Linked DNA regions of Homo sapiens: region 2 is linked to region 1. The links are chromatin contacts, found by Hi-C or POLR2A ChIA-PET in ENCODE. All regions are on one chromosome and are shown on one strand. The core of a region is the stretch at or near the end of the contact, and the rest is flanking DNA. Distances in the headings are between cores, read along the strand shown. Region 1 overlaps SLC43A1 (solute carrier family 43 member 1). Region 2 holds the start of SELENOH (selenoprotein H).

Evidence for each region. A loop is a pair of places that touch in the nucleus more often than their neighbours do. ChIA-PET counts read pairs that join two places held with the same protein, here RNA polymerase II (POLR2A). Pooled maps may share reads with other maps.
Region 2: a pooled map shows a loop between it and region 1 (2.2-fold over the local background). The contact joins the promoter of SELENOH here to the enhancer-like site in region 1. A Hi-C loop is called at or near these places in 4 of 50 pooled maps. POLR2A ChIA-PET finds 5 or more read pairs at or near these places in 5 of 52 experiments (GM10248, PC-9, WTC11 and 1 more).

Annotation. Positions count from the first base shown.
Region 1 is chr11:57,497,989-57,504,798 of GRCh38, reverse strand. SLC43A1 (solute carrier family 43 member 1) reads left to right here. Exons shown (of 15, transcript NM_003627.6): 3 at 3,470-3,647; 4 at 3,756-3,811; 5 at 3,944-4,020. Among named protein-coding and RNA genes, the nearest start is that of SLC43A1, 14 kb to the left of the region's middle. RefSeq lists enhancers at 3,188-3,961, 3,962-4,737. Within about 2 kb of position 5,083, at least 25 of the 41 ENCODE cell types and tissues checked have a DNase peak (open chromatin) inside an H3K27ac peak, as active enhancers do.
Region 2 is chr11:57,736,231-57,742,740 of GRCh38, reverse strand. It overlaps SELENOH (selenoprotein H), which reads right to left and starts at 1,250. Exons shown (of 4, transcript NM_170746.4): 1 at 1,024-1,250; 2 at 787-932; 3 at 494-624. The coding sequence starts at 1,145. The coding sequence ends at 524. It overlaps TMX2 (thioredoxin related transmembrane protein 2), which reads right to left. Exons shown (of 8, transcript NM_015959.4): 2 at 5,073-5,133; 3 at 4,715-4,828; 4 at 4,311-4,387; 5 at 3,971-4,077; 6 at 3,702-3,767; 7 at 3,481-3,610; 8 at 1,768-2,642. The coding sequence ends at 2,496. It overlaps TMX2-CTNND1 (TMX2-CTNND1 readthrough (NMD candidate)), which reads right to left. Exons shown (of 21, transcript NR_037646.1): 2 at 5,073-5,133. RefSeq lists enhancers at 739-908, 1,059-1,108, 1,429-1,548.

The DNA.
Region 1 (6,810 bases), core at 3,834-6,333:
ACGGGAATGGATTCTCCGTTAGTGGAAGAGCACATGTCCTTTCTGGCACTGATGTGTGCTTGGGAAACTTACTGAGCTAACTGGCCCATGTAACACAGAGGCCCTTTGGTGCAGTGGAAAACTGTTGACTTTGGAGATTATCTTGAGTTTGAATCTGAGCCTGCCTGTAAGAAGCTGGCTAACTGAATTGCTTTGCTTCTTGGACCCTTACCATTTATAAAATGGGGACCATTGTACTCACCCTTTAGGGTTATTGCATGGATTAAATGGGATTCTCTATAGAAAATATTGGCACAAAGTAGGTGTAAATTTGCACGCTAGTGGGATTGTTTGTGAGGGAAATTGTCATTTGATTATCAAAGACTTAGGAGCAGGAACAGTGTCTAATTCAGGGACTGCAAATGGAAATGCCAGCTGAGGCCAGGCATTTGCTAATAATTGGGTAAAGCAGGGCAGGTGTAGAATAGCAATGTCTGGGAATTAAAAGAGAGGTGAGGACGTGTATGACCTTGAGAAGGCAAGCCCTGGCAAAAGGGGATGGCCTCCACTCAGCTACAGTCATGCCTAGATCTTCTAACTTTTTATTTTTATTTTTATTTTTTGAGACGGAGTCTTGCTCTGTCACCCAGGCTGGAGTGCAGTGGCGCGATCTCGGCTCACTGCAAGCTCCGCCTCCCGGGTTCACGCCATTCTCCTGCCTCAGCCTCCCAAGTAGCTGGGACTACGGGCGCCCACCACCACGCCCGGCTAATTTTTTTTTTGTATTTTTAGTAGAGATGGGGTTTCACCGTGTTAGCCAGGATGGTCTCGATCTCCTGACTTTGTGATTTACCCTCCTTGGCCTCCCAAAGTGCTGGGATTACAGGCTTGAGCCACCGCACCTGGCCGATCTTCTAACTTTTTAAAGAGAAGCAAGACATCTGGATTTTTATGTGATAACTCCTGATTTTAAACTGGCACCCAATTATAATTTACAACACTATAAGGGTCAACATTGCCAGCAGAGCAAAACATGGGTGGGGGCAACTGCTGGTCACCGGTGTGCAGCCTCTGGTCTAAAATCATCTTTGTATTTCTTCTTGCTTTACGCATTGTCCCAGCACAGTGCTGTTGTATAGTAAATATCCAGTAAGTGGGTGTAGAATGAATAAACCAATGCAGATAAACCTGTAGAGAGGCCGGGCACAGTTGCTCATGTCTGTAATCTCAGCACTTTGGGAGGCCCAGGCAGGCAGATCACTTGGGCCCAGGAGTTCGAGACCAGCCTGGGCAACAGTTGAAACCTCATCTCTACAAAAAATACAAAAAGTAGCCAGGTGTGGTGGCATGCACCTGTAGACACACCTACTCAGGAGGCTGAGGTGGGGGTATCACTTGAACTCGGGAGGTCAAGGCTACAGTGAGCTGGGAAGTCAAAGGTGCAGTGAGCTATAATTGCACCACTGCACTCCAGCCTGGGAGACAGAGTGAGACCCTGTCTCAAAAAAAAAAAAAAAAAAAACCTGTAGAGAAATGACAGTGATCATAAAGATCACTAAATTATAGGGCTAGCCTGATCCCCAAAGGCTGTGTGGTCCAACCCCTAAGTGCTTCCTGGAGGTGTCTGAGCACTTTCCCCACCTCCTTGGCAGCTGGTACTGAAGAAGACTCTCTGTTGTCCAGGACAGTTCCTTCCATGGCTGGTCAACACTCAGGATCTGCCAGGCCTTTGTGTTCTTCCTTATGTCAACACACAGATTCCTTTATCTTTACTCTTCTGCCAACTGCATGACCTTTGGATATGTAAAGTCAGGGGTCATTTTCACTACTGAGGGCAGATGTCCTCTACCACCCCCTAGTATCCAGGCATTATCACATCCCCTTGTCCCCTTGTTGGTTTTTTTGTTTCCTTTTTCTTTTCTTTTCTTTTCTTTTTTTTTTTTTTTGAGACAGGGCCTTGCTCTGTCACCCAGACTGGAGTGCAATGGTGTGATCATGGCTCACTGCAGCCTCGACCGCCCGGGCTCAAGCAATCCTCCCACCTCAGACTCCCAGGTAGCTGGAACTACAGACATGCATCGCCATGCTCGGCTGATTTTTAAAATTTGTTTTGTAAAGACAAGGTTTCCCAATGTTGCTCAGGCTGGTCTTGAACTCCTGGGCTCAAGAGATGCACCCACCTTGGCCTCCCAAAGTCCTGAGATTACAGGTGTGAGCTACTGCACCTGGCCTGGTTTGTTCTTTTAGCAGCACCTGTCACTCTAGAGCTGAGAACTTCCTGTCTCATGTAGTGTGGATGCCCAGCTCCTAGAGTACGTGCTTACCACATGACCCACCAGGAGGGTCAGCTACCCCTTCCTCAGATCCTTCAGGAGCACTTTCTCTGGGCCAGGCACTGTGCAAAGCTCTTTGTTTACTGTCTCCAATTTAATCCTCCTAAGGAGGTCGTGGGTTAGGCATTCTTTGGTCCGGTTTACAGACAAGAAGAAAGTTACTTGGTCAAGGTGCACAGCTAGTAAGGCTGGTGGTGGGAATTCAGACCCTGGTCTGTCTGCCTGCTCCAGGTGCACCCTGAGTTTGCCCTTGGCAGTGCTGCCAAGTGACAACTTGGAGGCCTGGGGGCAGCCACCTCATGACTCACTGAGCATTGAGTAAAGCGAAGCAGCCCTTTGTCTCCTATCACTAGCTTTTCTCCTTAACTTGTCACAACTCCAAGTTGGCAGTTTACCGTTAAGGACAAGTCCTCCAAGTGGACTTCTAGAGGGGACTGGAGGGCAGTGCCTGGTTCTCATTCTGTGCCTCAGCTTCATCACCTAGGGAACGGGATACTTTATTAACTGACTTATGGGGCTGTTGTGTTTAGAACAGTGCCTGGAGCATAGTTAAGTGCTCAATAAGTATTAGCTATTATTTTATCAGACTATCATTTATCGGGAAAGCTTCCTCTAAGTTTTAGTGTTCTTTCTAAATTTCTTTTTTTTATTTAGAGATGGGGTTTTACCATGTTGCCCAGGCTGGTCTCAAACTTGTAGGCTTAAGCGATCTGCCTGTCTCAGCCTCCCACAGTGGTGGGATTACAGGCATGAACTACCACGCCGGGCCATTTTAATGAATTCTTGTTATAGCCATTAGAGTACCACTCACTGCCTTTGCCTTTGCCTCTAGATATGGGGGCACTTCTTGTTGGGGGTCCACAACCCCCTAAGCTTGGACACTGAGTGCATATTACAACTTAGTAAATACTTTTATGTCCAGTATTTCATTTGAGCTAGTTGAAGCCTCAGGCTGTGTGTGCACAAGACTCTCCCAGGGTCAGGTACTAATGGCTGCCATTTCTGGAGCAGCCCCATCAGAGGAGATGTGACTCTAGGGTACCCCCAAAGGCACTTGGCATGGGATTTGAAAGCAGGCCGCCTGACTGTGGGCTGCTGTCTCCTGTGCCCAGCTGTTCCTGGTGTCATGTGCTGAGCCCTCCCTTCCCCCTCCTCAGCTGAGAGCAGCACCAACACCACCCAGGATGAGCAGCGCAGGTGGCCAGGCTGTGACCAGCAGGACGAGATGCTCAACCTGGGCTTCACCATTGGTTCCTTCGTGCTCAGCGCCACCACCCTGCCACTGGGGATCCTCATGGACCGCTTTGGCCCCCGACCCGTGCGGCTGGTTGGCAGGTGAGGTGGCTGGGCTATGGGGAACGGGAGGACAGGGACCGTGCTGCAGGGGGAGGGGAGGGGGGGTGCTCACAGGCCAACCCCTCGCCCTTCCCTGTGTCTCCACAGTGCCTGCTTCACTGCGTCCTGCACCCTCATGGCCCTGGCCTCCCGGGACGTGGAAGGTGAGTTGTCTGTCCTCTTGTGGCCCCACAAGAAAAGAATAGGTGGGATGAAGGCGGATGTTTACCCCAGCTCCCGCCCTTGGCTTCCCACAGCTCCCCAAATGCCCTCATCTGCTGCTTTCCCCTTTCCAGCTCTGTCTCCGTTGATATTCCTGGCGCTGTCCCTGAATGGCTTTGGTGGCATCTGCCTAACGTTCACTTCACTCACGGTGAGTGTCACAGGCCTGGCCTGGCAGCAGAGTTCCCCCGAGTGGGGTGAGGGCAGAGTGAGTGGGGTGAGGGCAGTATGAATGGGCTGGGGGAGGGGCCTGTGGACGCAGATCACTAGATCAAGTGAGTGTGTGAGAAACTGTGCAGGTGGCTGCAAAGAGCAGGTGTGAGGCTGTGTGTGTGTGGATGAGGCTGTGTGTCGGGGTGTATGTTAATGTGTGTGTTTGTGTGTACAGAGCCCATGAATGTCCATGGAGCTCTGTTCTAGGTCCTGGACTACAGCACAATCAGGACTGACCGAGTCATCCTCCCTGCTGGAGGTTACATTTTGGGGGTGAGGGGCACAGATAACCCAATAAACAAGTAAACTAATAAATTATGTCAGTCGTCATAGGTGCTGGGAAGAAAATAAAACTGGGTAACATGATCTTGAGGGGGAGGGAGCAGCTTGAGATAGCGTGTGCACGCTTGCCATGTCGTGGGAGAGTGGGTGTGTGACCCCGTCCCTGTGAAAGCCATGAGTTGGTAGGTGTGTTTGTGAGTGTACTAGGTTGAACCATATGAAATTGTCGACACCTCGTCGTGCACATGGCTTGACCTATTACATGTGGTGAGTGGTGTATGTGTGTTGCTCAAAGTGTGTTTATTTATGTGAGTGTGTAAACGCGTTAAAGGCTTAGGAGTGTTAAAGGCTTAGGGAGGTTGGAGGGGAAGGTTCCTGGCCGGGCTGGCTCGGACTGTTTATCTCTGAGAAGGGCTGCCTGACTGGGTGGTTTTGGCTGAATTTCACCTCTCCCCAGCAGCCGCCTTTAATTCCAACCGGGGACATTTCACAGCTCTAAAGGAAGGAAGCGGATCCCTTTCTCCCCGCCCCTCTGCGCAGCCCCTTCTCCCTGCTGTGCAACTTGGCCCAGGGCCCTAAATCCCTTCTCTCCGGCGCTTGACCTCAGACCCTCCCTGGCGGCCGGGTGGGGCTTGTCCAGCGGCTCCTCCCTGCTATGTCCCCGCCTCCTGTAATCTCCAGCCAATGGCAGGGTCCGGCGCTGGCACCGCCCCTCAGCCTCTCCCCGCTCCCTCTGGCCGGCCCCGCCCCCTGGGCCGCTGCTCTTGGCCCAGACTTGGACGAGGACGTCCCGTGCTGAGTCTTGCGGGCCCAGCTGCTGTTGCCACGCACGCTGCAAGGCCGCCAGCCCGGGGTTAGCCGGCCGGCCTCGCCTTACCCACGGTACTGGGCGCAGACAGCGTTTGTGGCCCCTTGGAGGGGAGGGGGCCCTGCCCCTCTCCAGGCCTGGCAGCCTTCCGTGGCGTCCTTGGCAGTGGTGCCTCACGGATGCAGGGTGCAGGAAAACCTCTGCCTGAGTGGGTAGAGGTTTTTCCTGAGCCAGCCACTTCAGGGGAAGGGGGAAGGATAATTTAGTTATATGTGTTTAAACACCATTTTTTTTTTTTTTGTTGAGACGGAGTCTCGCAGTGTCGCCCAGGCTGGAGTGCAGTGGCGCGATCTCGGCTCACTGCAACCTCTGCCTCCTAGGTTCAAGCAATTCTCCTGCCTCAGCCTCCCGAGTAGCTGGGACTACAGGTGCACGCCTCCACGCCCGGCTAATTTTTTCGTATTTTAGTGGAGACGGGGTTTCACCGTGTTGCTCAGGCTGGTCGCGAACTCCTGAGCTCAGGCAATCCACCCGCCTCGGCCTCCCAAAGTGCTGGGATTACAGGTGTGAGCCACTGCGCCCGGCCTAAACGCCTTTTTTACCAGAGCTGTTGAGGCCTCCCTTCAGAGTCTCAGTTTCCCCCTCTGTGGAGTGTGTTTAGGCTTTGTACGGATCCTAAGGTCCTTCTCAGCTGTGGGATCTAGTGACTTGGGGAGGATGGTGGGGCCAGAGGAGGGTGTGTGCGAAGGGCATCCTGACTTTGCCTTCCCCTGCCCTGAGGGCTTGGCTGAGGCAGGTGAGTGGAACACATGATCAATTAAATTCTCTCCTGGTGTGGGTTCTGACCCTGCTCTGCGTCAGAGCCACCTCCTCTGGAGACTGTCTGCCCTGGCTCAGTTCCCTCCCTTATTTCCACCCTCACCTCCCAGGATGTGATTTGTCCTGATTAGGCAGAAACTGGGCTGGGACGTCAACCGAGAGGGTTAAGAGGCACTGCCTATTACCGGGACACAGCCATGGTCACAGCCTTGGGTTAGGGCTGGGACAACGACAATGGGGAGAAAGCCATTAATGTGCTCTGTGAACTTGAGTACACTTTTCCTCCCTGGGTCTCAATTGTCTCATCTCAAATGGGTTGGACAAGATCACTGTTTCTTTCTTTTCTTTTCTTTTTTTTTGGGGGGTGGGGACATAGTCTCGCTCTGTCACCCAGGCTAAAGTGCAGTGGTGCGATCTCGGCTCACTGCAACCTCCACCTCCCAGGTTCAAGCGATTCTCCTGCCTCAGCCTCTGGAGTAGGTGGGATTACAGGCGCATGCCACCATGCCTAGCTAATTTTTGTATTTTTGGTGGAGATGGGGTTTCACCATGTTGTCCAGGCTGGTCTTGAACTCCTGACCTCAAGCTTCCCACCAGCTTCGGCTTCCCAAAGTGCTGGGATTACAGGCATGAGCCACTGCGCCCAGCCAAGATCAGTGTTTCTTAAGCACCTATTCCATGTGTTTTTCAGAGGTGTTACGTAACAAACTTGGGAAACCTGGAATTAAACAAAATTAACAAAATGTCTCTCTGAGGGGTGTCTGGGAGCCTTTTTGAAGCTAAAGGGCACTGTGACTGTGTAGGCAGGGGGCAGAGTAC
Region 2 (6,510 bases), core at 1-2,500, 240 kb before region 1:
TCCAAATCTCACTCAACATAATAAGTGCAGAACAACATGCCAAAGCACTGTATGAAGCACTAGGGACAAAGACAAGGTCAAAATCCTTGTAACCAAATTTAATGGTATTGTAATGCAGTGTTAACACAGGACAGTAACAGAACACCCAAGAACCAAACAGAAGAGGGTAGGGATAAGCATAAATGAAGTAACATGAAATAAACTTCCAAATGGAAAACTTGTCCATACCCCCAGGGCAAGTCAACTACAGTCTCCCAAAGGACATAAATTCCACTTAGGGCACACTAGACAGAAAACAATATTGTGTCTTTTTTTTGTTTTTTGTTTTCAAATAGGGTCTCCCTGTGTTGGCCATCCACTCCTGCCTCGACCTCCCAGAGTGCTGGGATTGCAGGCGTGAGCTACCCACGCCAGGTGGGTACTTGTAGCCACACCAAGATCAATGCCTTCTCTTCCTCAACAGCGGTCGCGCCCCCCACTTCCCATTTCAAACCTCAGCATGAGGGCTTCTACCCAAATCTCCCTACGACAGGTACTTCTTCAACTCTTCCACCACCTCTTGAGGCTCAGGGAATTTGAGTTTGCGTGGGGGCCCCTTCTTAATCCCAGTCCAGAGCTCCGCACCTGAAAGGCCAGAATGAAGCGAAGTTACAATACTTCGGAACCCACGAGCACGTCTCTGAAGTCATGAGACTGCCGTGGTTTCTAAGAATAGCGCTTCCTGTCTTCGGAACCCACGTCCCTTTCACCCACGTCCCTCTCCCCCACATCCAGGTCCCCACTTACTGCTGCCGTCCGGGCGCAGCAGCGTCACCTCGAAGCTGCCCCTCCGGGGCTTCGTCGGGTTCACCTTTACTGGAAGCTCTGGGGCCTCCAGGCGCAGCGCCTGGCTCAGGGCCGCGGCGTTGCGCCCATAGACGCGTCAGCTAGTGCTAGGGAGAGACGGAGAGGTTAGAAACCGGGGCCCCTGGCCCCCCCCGGCGCCACTGTTCCCTCTCTCCCGTTACTCTCCAGGCCCCTCACCAATGCTCGATAACAACGGTCGCCTCCTCCATTCCCTCCCCGCCGTTCGCCAGCTTCTCTCGCTTCTCGGCTACGGCGACCACCGCGGCCTCAGCCTTACGCTTCCTCCCGCGGGGAGCCATGGCGCCTAGAGCCCGGCCGAGAATGCAGCGGGACTGGTGGGTGGGGGGCGGAGACGCGACCACTGAGCGGAAACTGGGCAACGAAGAGCGCAGCCCGGAAGCTCTGCTCCTACAGCGGAAACCTCTCTCAAAGGAAGGGAAAGCTTGGCCCGCAGCACCCACGTGGCCTGGAGGCGGACCTTGGGGCACAACCACTTTGCAAGCAGGGAGCGGGAAGGTGCGGGAAGCGCCTGACGGAACCACCCATCGCTTCGGGTGGAGGGGACAGGGGACGCTGGGATGGTGAACACAGCAGGAAGGGGCGGAGACTAGGTCCGACTGCTAGCCTCGCTTCGCGCAATCTTTTCTGTACCTTTGCATGGCGCTAAATGTTGTGTGCCACCATCTGCCGCCAAACTCTCCTCCCTGGCAACCGCAGGCCAATCCCAGAGTAAACCCACCACCTAACAACATGTGGCCGCTATTCTAGATTTATGGAAACTAGACTTCTCCAACTCTTGCCAGTCCTGGGGATCAATGCCCGGCATTTGGTGAAACCAAATAGGATGGCCTTTGCCCTTAAGATGGGCAATTCCTCTGCAGTTGTCAGGCTTTTCTAATACAGAAACACACAAACGCGCAATCAAAAGGAAATCCCAATCTTTTTATTACGGAAAGCCATCAACTGGGTGTGGGGAGTATGTCAGAGGGTTAGTGAAAGTCCAGGGGATTTCTCCTCCAAGTCCTACCACACAAAGGAAAGTCTCAAGCCTCTATTCACCCCTTCTCAATCCCCACAAAATAGGGGGTTGTTCAATATTGTCTTCAATGATAAAAACTTTGTGGTTAAAGGTTTCTCCTTAGGACTAGCGACAAAGTTAGGCTTATACTTTTAATGAAGACCATAAACGAAGCCAGAAGGGCTTAAGGAAGCAAGAGTCCTTGGGGGAAAATTCTTAGCGTTCTATACCCCAGCATCTTACCTTAGGGTTAAATCTAGGTCTAACCAAGCTGTGCAGGTCAACTAAGAAGGAATGATGAAACCACAGAGTTTCATGGAGAAACCATGGAGATGTCTGAATAGCTGATAAGCAGTTAACACACTGACCCAAGCTTGGAGGGAAACCATTTCCCCCTCCGTCCTATGAGATCTCTTTCTTGCTCCAGTGAAACAGTTGGCCACAGCATGGCAGGCCTTCCTGTAGGGTGCCTGACAATTCCCTAGATGCCTCTTTAAAATCAGAAGCTGCATGCTGCCCCACCCAGTCACAGCCAAAGGGAAAACATAAATAAAAGGCTGCAGCCTCAGGCTTGTGGTTATGGAAAGAGCCTGGAATTGACAGGAGAGGAAGCACTGCCAAAGTGAGGATCTTATTTATCCTTCTTGTTTTCCCCATCTGACACTGTGGTGGGGGTTGAAGCCACAGGCTGCTCCTCAGGGATATTGTCTCCAGCCTTTGATAGTTTCTTGGCCCGCTGGTATAGCTCATTTAAGTTAAATTCTCGGATCACATTCTCCTGCACAAAAGAGATGCACACGTCAGGATCTGGGTTGGAAGGGAGAGTAAAGAGCCTGGGAAGTAAGAGGTATTTTACACAAAGTCTGGGAAAGGAAGGAGTAAGCAAAGGACAAAAATCTTCCCTAACCTTCCTCTTTTTTAGGTACCCAGAAAAGTCAACTAATAGTTAAATACCCATTATGTGCCAATCACCGTGCCAAGAATTATACCTAAATTATTTAATGTAATCTGCAAAACAACCCTGTAAGCCAGGGGTTATTACCTCCAATTAACTGACAGGGAACCTAACACCTACAGACAATAGGTGCAGTGGCCTTCGAGACAGAATCTTTTTTTTTTTTTCCTGATGGAGTCTCTTGTTGCCCAGGCTGGACCGCAATGGTGCAATCTCAGCTCACTGCAACCTCCACCTCCCGGGTTCAAGCGATTCTCCTGCCTCAGCCTCCCAAATAGCTGGCATTATAGGCATGCGCCACCACACTCGGCTATTTTTGTATTTTTAGTAGACACGGGGTTTCTCCATGTTGGTCAGGCTGGTCTCAAACTCCTGACCTCAGGTGATCTGCCAGCCTCGGCCTCCCAAAGTGCTGGGATTACAGGCGTGAGCCACCGTGCCTGGCCTGAGACCAAATCTTAACTAATGATTGTTACCCAGTACTAGCAGGTCTGCACATAATATATATTTGCTAAATGAATTAAAACATGAGGTCTAGTAACTAGTCCACACCCTCAAAGCTAATGGGCAAGTGGCAGAGCTGTGAATCAAACCCGGGTAGGGCTTGAAAGCCCACCTACTGTTCTGCACCCTTCATGCACCTGCCCTTCCTTTCAGGTACCTCAGAGAAGGTCCATGAGACAGCCCGTCCTTTCTTGTCAATCTGTGGCCGCCGCATTGCCTCCTTGCCACCTTGGAACAGGATCAGGGTAGGGAGTTGCTTGGTGAGGGGTGATGTGCTCACTTTGTACCTGCAGGGCCCAGAAAGTTCTCTAAATGTCCCTGTATGTATCACTCAAAGTGATTTCCCTGCTCAGACCCTCTGCCCAGGTCTTTACATACCGCGTACTAACATCAGTATAGCGTCCAACATCCACCTTCCCAAAATTTAGCCCTGTACAGTTGTATCTGAAAAGAATATATTATTTAATATGCTGAAAAAAAATAATGGATCAAGGAAAGTGGAAGTATAGATATTTAAGAGGGGAGAGGGAGATGCCTTTGGTTACCATGTGTGAAAATCAAGGCCAAAAGAAAAAGAAAAGCCAAAAACAGTGAGAGGGAAGGCACAGCATCTCCATTTCCACCATCCCTCCCTTTGCACTACTCACTTAAGGGAGAGGTCAGCATAGATAGGGGCAAATGATTGGCAGTCATTAGACCAATTGGCAAAGAACTCCACAATCCAAGTGACCCTCTTGTCCCGTTCTAGTTCCTCCTGCCAAATACAGGGAAGAAAAGTCAGCTGGATCCACATAGCCTCCTGGGAAGGTTCAGACTTTAGCATCTAATTCCTCATCCTGGTGTTCCCTCTCCCCCGGCTCTCATAATGAACCACAGTGCCCGTGACATCCATTTTGAAGCACTGTTGTTCCTCCTAGTGAATGGAGAGCACAACTACAAAATCACCCACAAGGGACCCAAGAAACAGAAAGGGGAAAGAGCACTCACATCAATGGTTTTATCATTGAAGTACTTGATATACTCAGGGCCCATATATAGGGGGGGTTTGCACGTCATCAGGAACACTAAATACAGAAAGAAGATGTCGAAGGAAACATAAAAAGCCTTACACAGGGAATTTACTTCCAAACCAACCCAAGGATTTCAGCCCCCAAATAATACACACTTGTGGATATATGTAGACCACCAACACATTCCCTACCTCTACAATAACAGTCTCTGTAAACTGTTATCATCTGAGCTACATATATAATTCATTAGGTATGAGATATGGAAGAAGGGTATGGAGAAACATGTTTGGGATTGCAACTGTTGGGACTGTGGTTTCCACAATCAAGTCTATCAACACAGTCTTACAAAAAAAAAAAAAGAAAGAAAGGCAGTCTCCTCACCTATGCAGAGTGTGATGTAAAGTAGGCCCATGCGAATATCCAAGCGGAAGAAAAGAATTGTGTTGGCCACTTTACTAAACATGAAAATGTTGCCTATATGTTGCTCCACAGTGACTGAAACACAGAGATGTCACAGGTCAGGCTGGGCTGTGCACTCCTATATCCCATTCTTTGTCCCTCTTCATGGGGCACTTTGAAATAGGAGACAGGGAGGGGATAGAAGTCCAAGTTCAAATTCAGCCTTGGAATTAAACGTAGGACAAATTTACCAAATGATTGCCACTCTCTTAACATGAAGCAAAGCACCTCCAAAGGGCATTAGATCTAACCTTGAGTCTGAGAAGTGAACTAAACTTACTGGATCTGCGGTTCTTCATCATCACAATGGCACTGAGAAACATCAGGATCTCCACTTCTCTCTGGAACAGAATCGAAGTATTATAACAGGAATGCAGTGACTAGAGCTAACTTAGGTGGGAAAGGGAACTAAATATGTAATAAAAACCAATAGCGATCCAAACTGGGAATGGGAACAATAAAGAACTGCAGTTAGGTAAGGTGTACGGGGATAAACATCAGTCAGAAGACCTGGATTCAGGTTCTACTCCTGCCACAAACTTGCTGGTGCTTTTCTTTTTGAGACAGAGTTTCACTCTTGTTGCCCAGGCTAGAGTGCAATGGCGCGATCTCGGCTCACTGCAACCTCCGCCTCCCAGGTAGCTGGGATTGCAGACATGCGCCACCACACCCGGCTAATTTTTTTATTTTTAGTAGAGACAGGGTTTCACCATGTTGGCCAGGCTGGTCTCAAACTCCTGACCTCAGGTGATCCACCAAAGTGCTGAGATTACAGGCACGAGCCACCGCGCCAGGCCTGCGGTGCTTTTCAACAAAGCACTTAATCCCTTAGCTTTGGTTTCCTCAACTGAACAGTATCTATTTCAAAATGCTACTGGGGGATTAAATGAGATAACAGATTAAAAAGAGTTGTATAAAGCATGATATGGTATAAAATCGTAAGATTATTAATATCAACTCAATGTGACGCTGGTAGAATAAAACTTTTCCAGGTAAGTTTTCTTGATAATAGCCCATTAATATAATATCTAGCTATTCCACATGTTTAATTTTTTTTTTTTTTTTGAGACAGTCTTGCTCCATCGCCCAGGCTAGAGTGCAATGGTGTGATCTCAGCTCACTGAAACCTCTGCCACCTGGGCTTGTGTTTCTCCTGACTCAACCTCCCAAGTAGCTGGGACTACAGGCGCACACTACTGTACCTGGCTAATTTTTGTATTTTTTGTAGAGACCGGGTCTCCCCATGTTGCCCGGGCTGGTATGGAACTCCTCAGCTCAGATGATCCGCCCGCCTCGGCCTCCTAAAGTGCTGGGATTACAGGTGTGAGCCACCGAGCCCGGCCCCCATTACTTAATCATTCCTCCCCACCCAATATGCATCGTGATAATCCATGTACTTTTGATATAATTTGAGAGCTGAAAGGGGCTTTCAGAGCTCTCAAAAAGCCCTTTTCAATACTCGTCTTACAGTTTTCTCACCTTCTAGAACAACCTTCTTGTCCAACCTGTGGCTCACATGCAGCCCAGGATGGCTTTGAATGGGGTCCAACACAAATTCATAGACTTTCTTAAAACATTATGAGACATTTTTGATTTTTTTTTTTTTTTAGCTCATCAGCTATCATTAGGTGTTAGTGTATTTTATGTGTGCCCCAAGACAATTCTTCCAATGTGGCCCAGGGAAGCCAAAAGATTAGATAACCCTGTTGTAGAATGTA